Linked DNA regions of Homo sapiens: region 1 is linked to region 2. A link is a contact called in ENCODE Hi-C or POLR2A ChIA-PET data. All regions are on one chromosome and are shown on one strand. Each heading gives the region's core, a stretch centred on a gene start or an enhancer-like site at or near the end of the contact. The rest is flanking DNA. Distances are from core to core; before and after follow the strand shown. Region 1 holds the start of GADD45B (growth arrest and DNA damage inducible beta). Region 2 holds the start of CIRBP (cold inducible RNA binding protein).

What was found. A loop is a pair of places that touch in the nucleus more often than their neighbours do. ChIA-PET counts read pairs that join two places held with the same protein, here RNA polymerase II (POLR2A). Pooled maps may share reads with other maps.
Region 1: a pooled map shows a loop between it and region 2 (2.8-fold over the local background). The contact joins the promoter of GADD45B here to the promoter of CIRBP in region 2. A Hi-C loop is called at or near these places in 5 of 50 pooled maps. POLR2A ChIA-PET finds 5 or more read pairs at or near these places in 3 of 52 experiments (AG04450, activated CD8-positive, alpha-beta memory T cell and activated T-cell).

What each region holds. Positions count from the first base shown.
Region 1 is chr19:2,474,677-2,477,376 of GRCh38, forward strand. It overlaps GADD45B (growth arrest and DNA damage inducible beta), which reads left to right and starts at 1,451. Exons shown (of 4, transcript NM_015675.4): 1 at 1,451-1,726; 2 at 1,853-1,954; 3 at 2,353-2,575. The coding sequence starts at 1,683. RefSeq lists silencers at 92-231, 602-711 and enhancers at 1,452-1,521, 1,523-2,110, 2,092-2,181, 2,111-2,700, 2,342-2,451 and 2 more.
Region 2 is chr19:1,267,979-1,270,678 of GRCh38, forward strand. It overlaps CIRBP (cold inducible RNA binding protein), which reads left to right and starts at 1,354. Exons shown (of 6, transcript NM_001300829.2): 1 at 1,354-1,432. It overlaps CIRBP-AS1 (CIRBP antisense RNA 1), which reads right to left and starts at 2,282. Exons shown (of 2, transcript NR_027271.1): 1 at 1,847-2,282; 2 at 1-412. RefSeq lists silencers at 1,031-1,240, 1,451-1,610, 1,661-1,970.

The DNA.
Region 1 (2,700 bases), core at 201-2,700, 1.2 Mb after region 2:
CTCTTCCGGCGCTGAGGGCGCAGAAACTCGGCGCGGCCACCAGATGGCGCCACCGCGCCTCGCAGCCCCGGGACATTTCGTGCCCCAGCGGTGGGCGGCGCGGAGGAGGTGGGATGCGTCAGCCGGACCCGCGGGCCGGGGAGCCGGGCAACTGGGGAAAGTGAGCCGCCGGGCGGAGGCCAGACCCCAGGCTGGCGGGGGAGGGGACTCAGATGTGAGTCACCCGGGAGCCCCCAGTCGACCGTGGGAGACGTTGTCATGCGGGGCCTGCCAGCCTCGCTCCTGAACAGCCTTCCCGGGGCGGCGGAGTCCTGCAGGCGGCCGTGCCTGGCGCACACGCGTGGCTCCAACACGAACTAGCCTATGGCCTCACCAAGCCTCAGTTTCCCCTTTTGCATAATGCACATAAGCATCCCCCCTGCTTCCCAGGTCTTGGATTAAATCATCCATGAATCCGGAGGGGTGGGGGGTACCAGGTCCGCACCACGCACTCAATGCAGGTCAGCGCCCACCCCGGAGTGAGAAATAAAAGTAGCCGTCATCCTTGCACGTGGGCCCTGGGTGGCGGCGTGCAGCCGGAGCCTGCACCATTCCCCTCAACAATGGCTTTCTCCAGGGCCTGGAGGCCTCCGCACGGGCAAAGGCTGGAACGCCAGGCAGCCGGCGGGGGCGGGGCCGCGCCACCTGCACCTCCCACGCGCACCCCACCCTGATACTCGCGGGGTCGGCGAGGAGGCGCCCACTTTCTTCTCCAGAGCGCCCCGGGCTTTGCAACCTCCCACTTTCGGGGCCCTCGAGGAGGCCTCCCGCGACCACCAGGTGACAGCTGATGTGTATTGGGCTCTTACTGTCAGCCGTATTTTATGCCATGCTCTGCAAACCAGCGAGGCCGGCGCTGCAGACCCATTACTCAGACGGGAACAGAGAGGCCGGGAGAAGCGAAATCACCCAGGGGCTGGGGTCGTCGCAGCCAGGAGAGACTCCGGCCCTCACCACCACCTGGGCGAGATCACGCTGCAAACGGGGCCCCTTCCCGGTGCAGCCCCTCCACCCCCAGCAGAACTTGGGAAAGGCGCGGTCCGGGACTCTCCGCGGATCGGGAGGGGATTCCAGGCCCCCCCGAAAGTCCGGGCCGCCTCGCGCGCTGGAAATCCCGCGCGCGCCCCGAACCGCGGCTCGGCTGCCGGGAAATCAGGAGAAAAAAACTTCTGCTTTTTTTTCTTTTCTGGCATTCGCGGTCACCTACCCGGCCCCCGCGCGCCCTCCTCCCGGTTCTCGCCCCCACGTGGGGCGCCCCCGCACGCCGCTCCTCCCCCTCCCCTCCGTCGGCCAACCGCAGAGCTAGCTGCACTCGCCCTTGTCTTTCCACCAATAGGAGGGGCGAATGACTCCACTGAGGCCACGCCCAATGTTCAAGTCTATAAAAGTCGGTGCCGGAGGCTCCCAGCTCAGATCGCCGAAGCGTCGGACTACCGTTGGTTTCCGCAACTTCCTGGATTATCCTCGCCAAGGACTTTGCAATATATTTTTCCGCCTTTTCTGGAAGGATTTCGCTGCTTCCCGAAGGTCTTGGACGAGCGCTCTAGCTCTGTGGGAAGGTTTTGGGCTCTCTGGCTCGGATTTTGCAATTTCTCCCTGGGGACTGCCGTGGAGCCGCATCCACTGTGGATTATAATTGCAACATGACGCTGGAAGAGCTCGTGGCGTGCGACAACGCGGCGCAGAAGTAAGTAGCCGGGGCTGCCGCCGCCTGAGGTCAGCCGGGACGGGATGGGTCGGGTTGGGCCGGGCCGGGAGCGGAACGTAGCACCCGGTGGTCCGCCCGTCACTGATCCCTCTTTCCTGGTCTCAGGATGCAGACGGTGACCGCCGCGGTGGAGGAGCTTTTGGTGGCCGCTCAGCGCCAGGATCGCCTCACAGTGGGGGTGTACGAGTCGGCCAAGTTGATGAATGTGTGAGTCAGACCCCCTTCCCGGGCTGGGCGCGGGTGGGACGGGACCTCCCCTCCGCTCTGGACGCTTTCCGCACGCTTGTCTTGCATGGAGCTGGGACTTCCCCAAGTGCCCCCCGCTGTGGATGCAGAGCTTCTCTGCCGTTTTGTGGATCGGGGGCTGCCGTATCCTGATGTATCGTCTGCAAACACCCCTCCCGCCGTGGGCCTGTCTCCCCCTACCCCATACTTTGAACCGTGTGCCCTCCCCTCCCCCCACCGTCACCAGCTTGCAGAGGCAATCCCCTGCACCCTTGCAGTTTCTCTTTTGCTCTTGCACGCTCCTTTTTTGCAAACTCCCCCTGCACGGTGGCCCCTCCCCTGTCCCCGGCTGACCCATCCCTACCCTTTGGCCCCCTCAGGGACCCAGACAGCGTGGTCCTCTGCCTCTTGGCCATTGACGAGGAGGAGGAGGATGACATCGCCCTGCAAATCCACTTCACGCTCATCCAGTCCTTCTGCTGTGACAACGACATCAACATCGTGCGGGTGTCGGGCATGCAGCGCCTGGCGCAGCTCCTGGGAGAGCCGGCCGAGACCCAGGGCACCACCGAGGCCCGAGACCTGCATTGTCTCCTGGTCACGGTGAGTCGGGCCTCTGCCCTGCCCCGCCACGCCCGGGCACCTGGGCCGGTGTTTGTCAACAAAGTCGGGCTGACTGGTCCTGCACAGCTCAGCGCTCAGCCACGTTTGGCATGTCCCGTGGGCAG
Region 2 (2,700 bases), core at 104-2,603:
GGGTCCCAGAGACCTTGTCACTGGAGACAGCGCCCCTGGCTACCCCCACCTCGATCCACTTGAGGGTGGAAGTGAGTCTGAGGTCAGGAGTGGGGCCGGGATTTCCCTGGGATGAGCAGCAAAGCGGGGGTCTCTGTACGCCAACTTCCCCCAGCTTGTCAGCAGAGGGTCATCCCTCCGAAGACTTTCTGGGGCAGAGAGGCAGGGGTCCGCGCTGGCTTCTTCCACCAGGGCTGGGGGAGGCGGCGGCATGAGATGACTCCTGGGCGAGGAGCAAGTGGTGGCCATAGAGGGCCCCCCAGAGGCTTTGGGGCCGCCGAAGAGTAGTGAGTGAGGGTCCTTGTAAAGCTGGTTCTCCAGATGGCGGCGGCTTTAAGACTCCCCTCCGCCAACCAGGCTCAGTAGGGGAGGCCTGTGGAAGGAGAGAAAAGGCCTGGGTGGAGGAGCAGAGTGGGCCTGGCCCCGCGTGGGGAGCGAGTGCGCCGTTGCTGTGCAGCACGGTGGGAGGGGAGGCCGAGGGCCGGGCGGAGTGCTGGGGTGCAGTGGGGACTCGGGGTGTCCGCCTGCACCCGACAGCAGGGACGCACAACACTATCCGGCCAGGCGAGTGTGGGGGTGTGGGCCACGCACCCAGCCGTGATAATCGCGGTTCCAGTGGGAGTTAGGCTTGGGTGCGGGTTGGAGTTTGTAGGCAAACTGGGTTGCGTAAAGTTGGGGTGCACCAAAGTGTGGCGATGTAGGAAGAATTGGGATTGCGAATATTGGGGTTCGCATGAATGGGGTTGTCTCTGTTGGGGTTTTGGTGGGCATGGGGTTGATGGCAGGAATGGAGTGCTGGGGTGCTGGGAAAACTGGGACGTCGGTTGTATTGGCAAGAATATCACGACAGGTGTCGGGGTTCAGATGAAGTTGGGATGTCTGACAGCCGGGTCTTGGTTGGGTAGGGGATCTGGGCTAGGTTGTTATGTCGGGACTGCTGGAGCACAGGCAAAGTCGGGGTCCCAGTGACACCCAGAAGTCCCCATGAGGCCTGAGGCCTGGGAATCGGGGCTAGAGGCCCATTTGTTCCCCGCCGCAGGCCAGGGAGCAGGCACGCGTAACTGGGTCAGCCCCGCCCCGCCCCGCCGCGCGCTGGTCACGCCCCCTCGAGCGCGGGTGGAGGACTGCGGACTGCAAACGTCTCGGCCAATAGTCGAGCCCGACACCAGTCCGCGGGAGGGGGCGGAACCGAGATAGACTCGGCCCCCAGCTCATGAATATAAGACGCAGGCGCGCCCTCTGATTGGCCCAGGATGTGTAGGGGGCGGGGCCCGGCGGAAGCGTATATAAGGCCGGGCTCGGGGACGCCCCCCCCTCACTCGCGCGTTAGGAGGCTCGGGTCGTTGTGGTGCGCTGTCTTCCCGCTTGCGTCAGGGACCTGCCCGACTCAGTGGTGAGGGCCCTGGCTGCACCGGCTCCGAGGAGCTCGGGGCGGCGGGCGGCCTGCGGCGGCCAGGCGAGGCGGGGCCGCAGCGGCACGCCCCTGGGAGGGGGCGGGCCCGGGGTGGAGTCCGCCCCGCCGGCGGCGAGGGACAGCGGGAGATTGGGCCGAGTAGCGGCCAGAGGGCCTCTCCCCGCCGGTCCGGGCCGCCGGCGACCCGGTTGCCGCCGCAAAATGGCGGCCGCGAGCTCGAGGCTGTGCCCAGCGAAATGGCGGGAGCGCCGAGTTCCCGGATGGAGTGGCGCAGGGTGCGCGCGGGGCGCATGCGCACGCGGCGGGGGCGGGGCCACGTGGCGCCCCCGGTCTCCAGGGCCGCTTTCCCGGCCTTGGGGCTGGAGGTATCCACACACCAACGCTTTTGCTTACCGAGCCTTAGTTTCCTCCTTTTCCCATTGCGATTGCATGAGGGAAAGGACGGCCTCGTAAATCTTGGGTAGGCGTGGCCCGTTCTAGTGTGGTTCCTCGTCTGCCACGTCGTGCTTTGCGCCCAAAGTTTGGTCCAAGTTGGCACAGCTCCCAGTGCCAGACTTCCAAGTCTAGTTCTCAGAGCCACTGGGTGGCGGCCATTCCCAGCCAGTGAATGCTTTGTCTGTGTCAGCACTGACCGCCCCCTTAAATAGCCAGTTCTCCTAAATGCCACTTCCCCTGCCTGGAAATCCTGCCTTATCACTTCCGGGGCCATCCCTTCCCGATTCCCGGCCTAGGTCCTGGCTATGGAAGTCAGTACCTGCCCTGAGGTGCCCCCCAGGACGGGGCGGCCTCCCTGACAGCCAGCCCCCCCCCCAGTCTCAGGAGGCATTTTACAGTGAGCAGAAGCACGTTCTGGTCCAGCAACAAGTAGATGTCAGTTGGTTAGGGTAGGAGTTGGCACCCGTTCGGAAATAGGAGAACCTGAGAGTGCAGTCCTGCCCAGGGCACAACTGGAAGGCTGTGGGGGAAGGGAGACACCCATTGTGGAAATGGGTGCGGCCTGCCTTCAGTCTTGGGGGTGGATGGAGTAAATTATTTGAATTAAGAAGTCCTAGGTGGCTGGGTGCGGTGGCTCACACCTGTAATCCCAAAACTTTGGGTGGCCAAGGTGGGAGGATTGCTTGAGCCCAGGAGTTTCAGACCAGCCTGGGCAACAGAGCAAGACCCCATCTCTACTAAAACAAATTTAAAAAAATTATCCAGGCGTGGTGGTGTACACCTACAGTCCCAGTTTCTTGGGAGGCTGAGGT